Regions from separate parts of the Homo sapiens genome. Here region 2 is linked to region 1. A link is a contact called in ENCODE Hi-C data. All regions are on one chromosome and are shown on one strand. The core of a region is the stretch at or near the end of the contact, and the rest is flanking DNA. Distances in the headings are between cores, read along the strand shown.

The links. A loop is a pair of places that touch in the nucleus more often than their neighbours do. Pooled maps may share reads with other maps.
Region 2: a map with no recorded cell type shows a loop between it and region 1 (2.7-fold over the local background). The contact joins the promoter of ZNF281 here to the enhancer-like site in region 1. A Hi-C loop is called at or near these places in 3 of 37 single-sample maps with no recorded cell type and 1 of 50 pooled maps.

Annotation. Positions count from the first base shown.
Region 1 is chr1:198,172,810-198,179,078 of GRCh38, reverse strand. All of the region lies in intron 1 of NEK7 (NIMA related kinase 7), which reads right to left. Among named protein-coding and RNA genes, the nearest start is that of NEK7, 19 kb to the right of the region's middle. RefSeq lists a silencer at 3,095-3,154. Within about 2 kb of position 4,663, at least 4 of the 41 ENCODE cell types and tissues checked have a DNase peak (open chromatin) inside an H3K27ac peak, as active enhancers do.
Region 2 is chr1:200,406,307-200,412,320 of GRCh38, reverse strand. It overlaps ZNF281 (zinc finger protein 281), which reads left to right and starts at 2,285. Exons shown (of 2, transcript NM_001281293.2): 1 at 2,285-2,375; 2 at 2,598-6,014. The coding sequence starts at 2,616. The coding sequence ends at 5,303. RefSeq lists enhancers at 425-1,031, 1,707-1,756, 1,303-1,880, 1,881-2,458, 2,459-3,036 and a silencer at 2,097-2,276.

The sequences.
Region 1 (6,269 bases), core at 3,414-5,913:
CAGTATGTTTTTATATTGACCATATCCCATATCAAATGACAGTCTCAATTTTCTAAGAGGCTTTTCCTTAAAAAAAAAAGGGGGGGGGTATCAAATGGTATCAAATGCTTTTCTATTCTACTAAGCTTATCTCACAAATTTTCTTACTGAACCAAATGAGATAATGAATCAAATAGCTAGATCTCTTCCATTATATTATCTTTATATGCTCAGATAAACCTTTATCGGTCATGACTGATGACTCTTTAACTGTACCATTAGTTTTAATTTTATTGAAGCTTTGTGTATCTACAACCATAAGTGCTCTTCAAACTCTGCTCTTTAAAACACTAGAATTCCAGGAGTTGTTAATCTGTATTCCATGACAACAACAACAACAACAACAACAACAAAAAATGGCAGGGAGAGGGTCCATGAACAAATGAATCTGCAAAATACTGGGCAAAATAAAGTCAAGTTGGTTTCTTAGCTATAAGACTTCTCAGGGATCCAATTACACTAAAGTGCACTGTAAACCCCAAAAGAGTACCCGATGCAGATTTTTCCAAACTTGTCTAGCCACAAAATTCTCCTACAGAATTTCTATTATCTTGGAAAAGTCTGGTAATCTGTTGAACACAGTCTGGTCAATATTCGACCAACATATCATCCTTTGGGCCAAATTTTTGCAGGCTTTGATATTAATATAGTAACTCAAGAGCATGAACTGAAAGATTCCTATTCATTTCGATTTAAAAGTAAAAAACGTTAAAAACAGGACTATAAGTCTAAGTGGGAAGGCAGCTCATATTACTTTAATTCTTCCATAGTCATTAGTCTATTAGTTATTAGGGCTTGAGTCGATTTATAAAGTTGTTCTTTCTCTTATTTAGTGATTTTCTTCATTAAACTCTACTTTAAAATTTATATTGCTACTCCTCTGTGTTTTCTGATGTATTTTCCTTATAAATCTTGGCTACCTTTTTATTTTTAACCTTTCTAGGTTGATTCGTTCTAAGAATATCTTTTGAAAGCAGCACATAGTTGAGGATCTCTCTTTAATCTGAGTCCTTTTAAAGGGAAATTTAATATACTGTATACAAATTGTTTTGTTGACACTTGTCTTTTATATTCTTAATTCTTATGTTTCTGTGCTATTTTTTTTCATCTCTTGCCACATGGACGATGTTTGCTTGCTTGATTTTGTCTAGCCATTTAGAAAACAAACATATCTTTTCTTATCTTAATTCCACTAATGGTGATTCCAAGTTATTTAAAGGCCTCCTTTAACCAGACTTTTTGTTCATTATCAAAGTAAAACTGAAATCCTTCTTCTGGCACACAACCCGAGGTTAGCTGAGGAACTGATCATGCCATCACTCTTCCCTTTCCCCCAACACTTCATTCCCAGTTCTCAGATTATAAGTTTTATAACCATACCCTTTTTAAGTTATTCTGACATTTTGTACTATTTCCCATCTTGCAAAACAAGTATTTAGTCTTGCTTCTACATTTAAAAAAAGCATTTCAATGCTTTTTCTCAATGATTTTGTACAAACATGTCCCTTTCCCAAACTCTTAATAGTACATTTTCAAATAATTTTTGAAGAGCTCATATGTGATACATTGTCTCTGAACGTTGAAAATAAAAAAAGTAATTCTATTGCCATCATACATGAACAATAATTTGGCTGTGTATGCCCTTTTTTAGCCACAATCCTCTGCTTTGATTTTGTTAGGTCTCTGAAGTAATTGTTCCATTACTTCTGGCATTTTGTGATACTGAAGAGAACACTTTGATCCCTTCCAATTCTTGGCTGAAGAACAGTAATTTACTTTCATCAATTATTGGTTCAGAACTGTGTGTTTACCTACTACTACTTAATATAGTACTTGCTTGAAGTAAATCAAGCTAGCAATGTGAATCACTACATAAAGAGCATAATAAGGAAATTATTTTATCTACTTTTATCGTTTCTACACAAAATGAGTCTTTTGCTCTGTGATCAATAAACAAGTCTGCTGATTCTCTTGTTTAAGTTTCCTTTAATGGTAAGTCCCTTGGTTATTTAAATCAATAATCACACATTTTCAGCTGGACATAACCTGCCTCCTACATACTGACGATTTATAAACCTGTAGCTCCAGAATCTCATTTCCAATTATATTGCATCTTTCTGCCTAATATCCTAAACCTAACATGTCTAAAATCTTGAACACTCTAAACTGTTTCTACTCTGTATTTCCTTTCTTAGTGAATGGCATTTTCATCCAGTCACCCCCTACATTGTTATCCGTCATCCCCTACGGTCCCTAGGTCATACCAGAAACTTTTACTCCCTTACCTCTACGTAAGTCCTCAACTCCTACTAATTCTGCCTCACAAACATCATCACTCTGTTTATCCCAGACCCTCATGATCCTTGCTACTATTAAAATCTACTAACTGCTCTTCCTGATGTTAGTAATGAAATTCTTATTCTACATACCCATTATATATATATATATATGATAAATCTAAGATGAAAATCTATGTCATAAGCCTGCTTAAAACTCTTTAATGAATAAAACATAATCTCCTCAACCTCACTCCTTACTTGCCAGCTACTTTCCCCCACATAAGTACCATACTCTGGCCTTAATGTGAACCACTTATACTTCCTCCAAATGCCAAGTTATTTAATACCTATGTGCCTCTGACACAGACAATGGCATCATACTGAAATACTCAACCCAGCTAGTCAGCCTGGTCAACCTTGCTTGGTACTCAGGTAGCCTTTTTTAAAATACGTATTTTAAGCATTTGTCTCATGTATTTAAATGAATCAGTTGTCTGTCCACCTTAGGCCCTACCCATTACCTATGTATTAGCAACTACTACTCAAGGGCTGAATCTATTTGCTCTTCATTTTTATACCTTCGGCACACATGAAGATCCAATAAATATTTGTTGAATAACTAAACACAGTTAGAAAACAAAACAAGAGATTAAAAGACTACAGGTCTAACCATCAGGAAACCTTAGTTTAAATTCACATGAGCACCTGCTTTCGATTAAAGACAACATATCCGCCCTGTGTCTCAGTTCCCTCCCCTCTAAAGGAAGGTTCATAATGAGTACATAGCATGAGAAGACAGAGCAAGGTCTCACATCATTATCTCTGAAACAACAAATCAAATCAGGGCACTTTCTACTGTAAAAGAATGGCTGGAAGAACAGTTCTCAAGAGTTTTAAGCAGCACACAAATGCAAGATAGTATTATTTCTTCTGCTTATCTTTACCGAAGAGTTTCCCTACAAGCATGTGAAAGACAAATGATACTTATTCGGCCCTTTTAAAGTATGTCCAAAAAGCTTTTGATAGACTTTGTATTTGTTTAGGTTAACTGTGGACACAGAATGCTATTACAAATTCCCCTCATGTTTTTATATGTCATTCAGTTAGTCACATAGCAACAACTAAAGTCTGGCAAAAGCACATGCTCACTAAGCTAATCATTCAGCTGTAATACTAGAAAAATCATGACAACCAAACTGATTTAAAGAGCTAAGATAAATAGCTTGGCCCCATCTTCAAAACCAGATTTAAAAAACATTCTACTGAATTCCTTGTACTAAATAATTCATAGTATGAATTTTATCATAACGAAGTTGATAAGGCCTTATGGAATACAGGCTAGTACTTGGAAATACTTTCATTAGTATGAATTATTTATGGTAAGGTCATTTGTTTTTAAAAGCCTTTGGTCTGTAACAAGTACTCAATAACAGAAAAATCACACACAAAAAATGAAAAACACATTTAAATAAAAGAAAAATTTAATGGAATTTTCAAAATTAACACATGGTTTTACATTTAATCCTTATAGAAAGACTTATCAACTGCTCATATTTATTCATTTAACAAATATTTTTTGCATACCTACTCTATTACAGACACTGTTCTATGCATTGATTATTCCTGAACTTTCAAAATCCTCTCTTATTTACATACTACAGTTTACAATAAACCATAAAGTAGTTTTAAAAGCTTTCCTAACAGGCACGGTACAGTGCCTCATGCCTGTAATCCTAGAACTTTGGGAAGCCACGGTGGGAGGCTCACTTGAGTCTCAGAGTTTGAGACCAGCCTAAACAACACAATGAGACCCCCATCTGTACAAAAAATTAAAATATTAGCCCAGTAAGGTGGTTCACACCTGTGGTCCTAGCTACTTGGTCAGTAAGGTGGGAGGATCACTTGAGCCCAGGAGGTTGAGGCTGCAGTGAGCCATGATCCTGCCACAATGCTCCAGCCTGGGTGACAGAGCAAGACCCTGTCCCCCCCCAAAAAAAACAACAAAAAACAAAAACAAAAAAAAACACAATGCTTTCCTATCCATTATTCCTCTTGATGCTGCTGAAAACTGGACAAGGAAACTGAGGCCCTGATCTCAGTGGTAAAGCAATGACTGACTCTAGCTCAGGTCTTCTGATGTCCTCTGCAATGAACTTTTTCACTAAGCCCCACTTAGGCCCTGACTGCATTCTTAGGACCTGAGTTAGTCATAACAAGAGTCTATTTAATGTATAATTAGGTTAGTAGGACACAATCGATGTTTAGCAACAGAAATTTAGTCTGTTACTTTACTTCTTGGAAAACTCACTGCCTTCCTCCCCCTCCTACCCACCTCCCCACGTACACAAGAAACGAAGCATAATACTTGTACCTTTGAGATTTTTTTTTTTACCAAGCATAAACGTCAATGCAAATTAAGATTTCAAAAACGTAAAATTAAGAAAGGAAGGAAAAAAGGAAGTATATAAAAGCCACTGCCTCATAAATATAAAACTATCCTTGTACTTAATAACAAGATGTTTCAATGTACTTACAAGGTAAATCAAAGTTATATTTTACATTTTAAAATTTACCTCTGGGAAACTAAATTTAATTGGTTATATATTTTTATATCTCAGAACTGAACTATGCTTTGAATGGATGGTGCAAAGTTAACCTAGGCAGCTGCTAAGCAAGCTTTCTCACCAAACTCTGCCAAATTATTTCAATTCTGACCTGCACTATCTTGCAATTTCTCTCTTGCTCTTTTGAGCACAGACTATAAAATCATGCCAAACTCTGTGTGAATGTCTTTTAACAAACATAAACATATACTAGAAACAAATGTACTTTCTCTGGCACACTTACATGTAAAACTATGACTTTATGGAAATACTATCCAAAGAATAAGAAAAATTAAAAGCAGGAATAACATAATGTTATGCTGATAAAGCTATCTACGATGTTCTATAAAAAAAACTTTAATTATAAAGTTTTTTATATAAAAATATGACCAAATAAATGAAAATCTAATTAATACTGACTATAGGCTTTCAAAATGAAATTATATAATTGACAGCAGTTAAATTTTGTTTTCAGAAACCTGAATCTGTGAAAATCCATATTCCAACTAAAGAATGCTAAAGTGTCATAAAGATGGTCTATACTAAGAGGCTTTAAAAACAGATTTATTAAGAATGGAAATGATATTATTTTATGTTGACAAGAAAAATACCTCACATATTATACTTAAGTCAGGCAGCAAATAACAAGTTAAATTTTACTTTCCTCCAGTATTCATTGGGCATTTATTTACCTTTCAAAAAAGCTGTCCTTTTTTTTTTTTTTTTTAAAAGACAGAGTCTCACTTTGACTCCCAGGCCAGAGTATAGTGGCACAATCATAGCTCACTATAACCTCAAACTCCTTTGCTCAAGCAATCCTCCCAGCTCAGCCTCCCAAGAAGCTGGGACTACAGGCACATACCATGACACCTAGCTAATTTTTTAATTTTTTGTAGAGACAGGGTCTCCCTATGTTGCTCATGCTGGTCTTGAACTCCCAGTCTCAAGCAATCCTCCCACTTCGGCCTCCCAAAGTGGTAGAATTATAGACATGAGCCACCACATCCGAAAAACTGCACTTTTAAGTGGGAAAGAATGGACAAGGCCCCCAACACACCTTCTTTAGACAGACTCCTCTGCTGCTATATATCAGTCTCTCTACTGATGACACCAGAGCTCTACTCCAGGCCAGACCTCTCTGCTGAGCATGAGATATATAACCAATTGCCTATTAGACAGTGTTAGCTACATATCCCATGATATTCCAAATTCAGCATCACAGATGCATCTTCTCACCACCACACAAAGAAACTGTTACTTATTATTAACTTAGTTATGATCAATATAGATTTAATCAAGAATTGAGGGAGTTATTCTAAACTCTTTGCTTAAATAGGACTCTAAATTC
Region 2 (6,014 bases), core at 1,036-3,535, 2.2 Mb before region 1:
AAAACAACTCAGCCTCTCCTATACTCTCACTCAACAATCAACACAGAAGATTTCTGCGACCAAATGTGTAGGGGTTTCTCCCCACACACCGAGCAAGCAATCAATTCTGCAGCAGACACCACTGGGGTGTCCTCCAATTCAATTCTGACACTACCTACCTGGAGACAGCATCAGATCCCCCAGATTAAGAGCCCAGGCCTACAAGACTGGCCGGCCGCATTTCAGATGCCAATCACAAGCCCCAGGTAGTTTTACCTGTGCTTCTGACTGACCAGCTGTAAATCGGGGTTCCCATGACCCCTTCCTTGGGCTTGATTAATTTGCTAGAGCAGCTCATAGAACCCAGGCAAACACTTACGTTTTCCGGTTTACTATTAAGGACATTACAAAGGCTATCGATGAACACCAGATGAAGAGATGGATGGGGGAAAGTCTGTGGGAAGGGGCGCGGAGCTTCCACGCCCTTTCCGGGTGCGCCATCCTCCTGGAACCTTCACGGGTTCGCTTACAGGAAGCTCTCCAAACCCCGTCCTTTTTTAGGTTTTTATGAAGGCTTCATTACACAGGCATGATTGATTAAATCATTGGCCATTGAAGATCAACTTAACCTTCAATCCCTCTCTCCTCCCCGGAGGTCGGGGGGTGGGACTGAAAGTCCCAAACTCTAATCCTGCCTTGGTCTTTCCGGTGACCAGCCCCCATCCTGAAGCTACCTAGGGGTTGCCAGCCATCATCAGTCGCTTCATTAGCATACAAAAAGACATTTATTACTTTGCAGATTCCAAGGATTTTTAGCAGTTGTATGCCACAAAACGGTTCAAAGTCCAAATATATATTTCACAATATCACAACTATACTTGACAGTATTAAAGTGTCAGTTTAAGTGGTGGAATACTTACATGTTGTTTCATGGGATTAGAAAAAAAGCAATTTCTTCTTATCTCAAAATTCTCATTAAATATTGTCTGTAAAATTTTTAGGGCAGGCTGAGAGAGGTCCATAAGTATTAGTAAATAATCCCTATGGTTTCGATTGTGAAATTTCCCAGAGAATTTATTATTTAATTATGAGAAGTTATTTAGCTAGAAACATTGTGATGTACATGTAACTTCATTAAGAAAACATACTATGTAAATAAGCTGTTGTCATAGTTCTAGTTCTTTTATTTAAAATTTCTCATTTATAAATATCCTTTGCTAGGAAAGTGTCTGGTTTAGATTTCTGCATGCTTAACATGAAATCGAGTGCCTTGTGTACATTAGACACTGAATAAATATTTGTTGTTTGATTTTGTTGATATAACTTTGATTTTAAGATTTTACTTCATAATTTTCCCTTACAAGAAAAATTTCTAAATTTGCAATGAGTTTCTCGGTATTCTGTACTGGCGAGGAAAGAGTTGATCCTAGCAGAGCTCTTAGAATGGCCTGGTGGTTAATTTTTCATAAACAATATAAAGGGCCAGGCATTCATAACGTGGCAAACAGACTGATTAGCCAGGCTAAGGTACGGGGGCATTTAAATAAGATGTAATGATAATGAAGTATGTGTGTGGGCGTGTTTTACAGGACTGCTGCACCTGGATTACGCTCGGTTTCCTCTTCCAGTAGCCTTCAGGAAGGTTGGCAGTAAGACAAGTTTTTTTCTTTTTCTTTTTTTTTTTTTTGTTGCAACGGTACCACTAATTGCGGTTTCAAAGCAGGCTCCTCCCATAAATGCAAAGGATATGCGCCCATTATTAGTGCTTCCAAATTCAAAGGGATAACATAAGCACCTGTTTTAATAAATGTTGAGCATTTGGAGTTGAATGCTTCTTGATAGAATCAAAAGTGCCCTCAATGATCCACTTCTAGGTTTGAATTTTATTTCAAGACCTGGATTGCAAAACCTAGAGTGAAGAAAGCCCTAACATTGAATCCTCAGTTTCCCTCACCTTCTCTTCCAGCCCCTTTCTCTGCATCTCCCACGCCACGCTGTAGTACAGTCCCCCGTAACTTCCCGCCCCTTGGGTTCCACCTCCTGAGCGTCTTTCCCCCAGAAACCCTCAACCACTTTCATCTCCTTCAGTGCAGCCCACCAATCACGCCTGTTCGCCTCGAAAGCCCCTTTTTAGCAGGGCTCCAAATCCCCGCCTCCCCTGCCCTTGCTCCCCCGCCTCCGCCCAACGGCCCCAGTGATTGACAGGCAGGCCGGGCGGAAGCTGCGGCGCAGGCGCCCTGGCTCCTTAGCCCTCCCCTCTGGCCGGGTCGAGGAGTTCCCAGCAGACACTGCGCCGCGGCTGCGCAGTACACGGGAGGCTTTTAATTCCATTGTGGAGAGGACGGCGTTATTTTTATTAACTGGAGGCGACGGCGGCTGCGGCGGCGGCGGGACCCGTAAGTATTGCCGGTGGGTCCAGGAGGGAGAGGGCGAGGCCTGGGGAAGAGTCGCAGGACCATGCGTGCCGGTGCCGGAGGCGACTGGGCTGGGAATTAGTGCTGGGCGCGTTGCGGTCTGGGCGGCGGCGCGGCGGGGTCCTTAGCGCTGCGGTGGTCCCGGCCCGGGGCCCGGTTCCACCTCCTTTCCTCCCTCTTCCCTCTTCCTCCTCCTTTCTTCAGCCAGGCCTCCTCCGGGGTATGAAAATCGGCAGTGGGTTCCTGAGTGGCGGCGGAGGTACCGGCAGTAGCGGTGGTAGCGGCTCCGGCGGCGGTGGTAGTGGCGGCGGCGGCGGCGGCGGCAGCAGCGGCAGGAGGGCAGAGATGGAACCCACCTTTCCCCAGGGTATGGTTATGTTCAACCACCGTCTTCCCCCGGTCACCAGCTTCACCCGGCCGGCGGGGTCGGCCGCCCCTCCCCCGCAATGCGTGTTATCCTCCTCTACCTCCGCAGCCCCGGCCGCTGAGCCCCCCCCTCCGCCAGCCCCGGACATGACTTTCAAGAAGGAGCCGGCGGCGTCAGCCGCGGCCTTCCCCTCGCAGAGGACCTCCTGGGGGTTCTTGCAGTCTTTGGTTAGCATCAAACAGGAGAAACCCGCGGATCCTGAGGAGCAGCAGTCCCACCACCACCATCACCACCACCACTATGGGGGGCTGTTCGCTGGAGCTGAAGAGAGGTCTCCAGGCCTAGGAGGCGGTGAAGGGGGGAGTCACGGCGTCATCCAGGACCTCAGTATTCTCCACCAGCATGTCCAGCAGCAACCAGCCCAGCACCACCGTGACGTATTACTCAGCAGCAGTAGCAGGACTGATGACCACCATGGCACTGAGGAGCCAAAGCAGGACACTAATGTCAAAAAGGCAAAAAGGCCAAAGCCAGAATCTCAGGGAATCAAAGCCAAGAGGAAGCCAAGTGCATCTTCCAAACCTTCTTTGGTTGGAGATGGAGAAGGTGCCATCCTCTCCCCAAGTCAGAAACCTCATATCTGTGATCACTGTAGTGCTGCTTTCCGAAGCTCCTATCACCTGCGGAGACATGTCCTCATTCATACAGGAGAAAGACCTTTCCAGTGCAGCCAGTGTAGTATGGGTTTCATTCAGAAATACCTACTACAGAGACATGAGAAAATTCATAGTAGAGAGAAGCCATTTGGATGTGATCAGTGCAGCATGAAGTTTATTCAGAAGTACCATATGGAGAGACACAAGAGGACACATAGTGGAGAAAAGCCATATAAGTGTGACACTTGCCAACAGTATTTTTCAAGGACTGATAGATTGTTGAAGCACAGGCGCACATGTGGTGAAGTCATAGTTAAAGGAGCCACTAGTGCAGAACCTGGGTCATCAAACCATACCAATATGGGTAATCTGGCTGTGTTGTCTCAGGGAAATACAAGTTCTTCAAGGAGAAAAACAAAGTCAAAAAGCATAGCTATTGAAAATAAGGAACAGAAGACCGGTAAAACAAATGAATCGCAAATTTCAAATAATATAAACATGCAGAGTTACTCAGTAGAAATGCCTACCGTGTCTTCCAGTGGAGGCATAATTGGCACTGGAATAGATGAACTGCAGAAGAGGGTGCCAAAATTGATCTTTAAGAAAGGAAGCAGAAAGAATACAGATAAAAACTACCTTAACTTTGTGTCACCATTACCAGACATAGTAGGACAGAAATCCTTGTCTGGAAAACCAAGTGGCTCACTTGGCATAGTATCAAATAATAGTGTGGAGACCATTGGTCTTCTCCAAAGTACAAGTGGCAAACAAGGTCAGATAAGTAGTAATTATGATGATGCCATGCAGTTTTCAAAGAAAAGAAGATATTTACCAACTGCCAGCAGCAACAGTGCCTTTTCTATAAACGTAGGACACATGGTCTCCCAACAGTCTGTCATTCAGTCTGCAGGTGTCAGTGTTTTGGACAATGAGGCACCATTGTCACTTATTGACTCCTCAGCTCTAAATGCTGAAATTAAATCTTGTCATGACAAGTCTGGAATTCCTGATGAGGTTTTACAAAGTATTTTGGATCAATACTCCAACAAATCAGAAAGCCAGAAAGAGGATCCTTTCAATATTGCAGAACCACGAGTGGATTTACACACCTCAGGAGAACACTCAGAATTGGTTCAAGAAGAAAATTTGAGCCCAGGCACCCAAACACCTTCAAATGATAAAGCAAGTATGTTGCAAGAATACTCCAAATACCTCCAACAGGCTTTTGAAAAATCCACTAATGCAAGTTTTACTCTTGGACACGGTTTCCAATTTGTCAGTTTGTCTTCACCTCTCCACAACCACACTTTGTTTCCAGAAAAACAAATATACACTACGTCTCCTTTGGAGTGTGGTTTCGGCCAATCTGTTACCTCAGTGTTGCCATCTTCATTGCCAAAGCCTCCTTTTGGGATGTTGTTTGGATCTCAGCCAGGTCTTTATTTGTCTGCTTTGGATGCTACACATCAGCAGTTGACACCTTCCCAGGAGCTGGATGATCTGATAGATTCTCAGAAGAACTTAGAGACTTCATCAGCCTTCCAGTCCTCATCTCAGAAATTGACTAGCCAGAAGGAACAGAAAAACTTAGAGTCTTCAACAGGCTTTCAGATTCCATCTCAGGAGTTAGCTAGCCAGATAGATCCTCAGAAAGACATAGAGCCTAGAACAACGTATCAGATTGAGAACTTTGCACAAGCGTTTGGTTCTCAGTTTAAGTCGGGCAGCAGGGTGCCAATGACCTTTATCACTAACTCTAATGGAGAAGTGGACCATAGAGTAAGGACTTCAGTGTCAGATTTCTCAGGGTATACAAATATGATGTCTGATGTAAGTGAGCCATGTAGTACAAGAGTAAAGACACCCACCAGCCAGAGTTACAGGTAAGGTCCCAAAAGTGGCCAGGCTGGAGGTCTTCTAATGTAATTTTGTTTTATTTTGAGAACACTGCCATTGGAATGTTTCTACACGATCCTATTAAGAATAATGTGATGCCCTTTCAATGCAACTTTTCATATTTAGTTTATTTTGTTAGCGTGATTTTAGCTCTGTTTGTATTATGATTTTTAATCAAAATCAATAGATTAAAAATAGTTTGACATTCAAAGTGACAATGTTTAGCAATCAAATTTACATGTATAGATCGTCAGGGAATAGCCCAAATGTTTTAAACGCAAAAAAAAAGACAAAAAAAAACCAAAAAAAAAAAACCTACAAAAAAAACTTTGTTGCTAGGATTAAGGTTATTCTAATTGCTTTACTCTCAGGAAAGTGTAATAACGCATGGGAATTCTGTACGTTATCACTGTAATGGAATATCCAATTTACAGATAGTATGATATACATTTCATCATTTAAGTAAGGGATCGAAAACATTTCAAATTGCTCTATCTGGGCTGATAGACATTTCGTCATTTAAGTAAGGGATCGAAGACATTTCAAATTGCTATCTCCATCTGGGCTGATCCAAAATTCTGAGATTGTTGGCTACCTATATTTTGTTGCAGCTTTTAAATGTACTCTGAACTTCCAAACCACATTCATTCCAGCCTGGTAGAACAAATATTCTTGGATCTTTGATCAAAGCCTGGAATGATA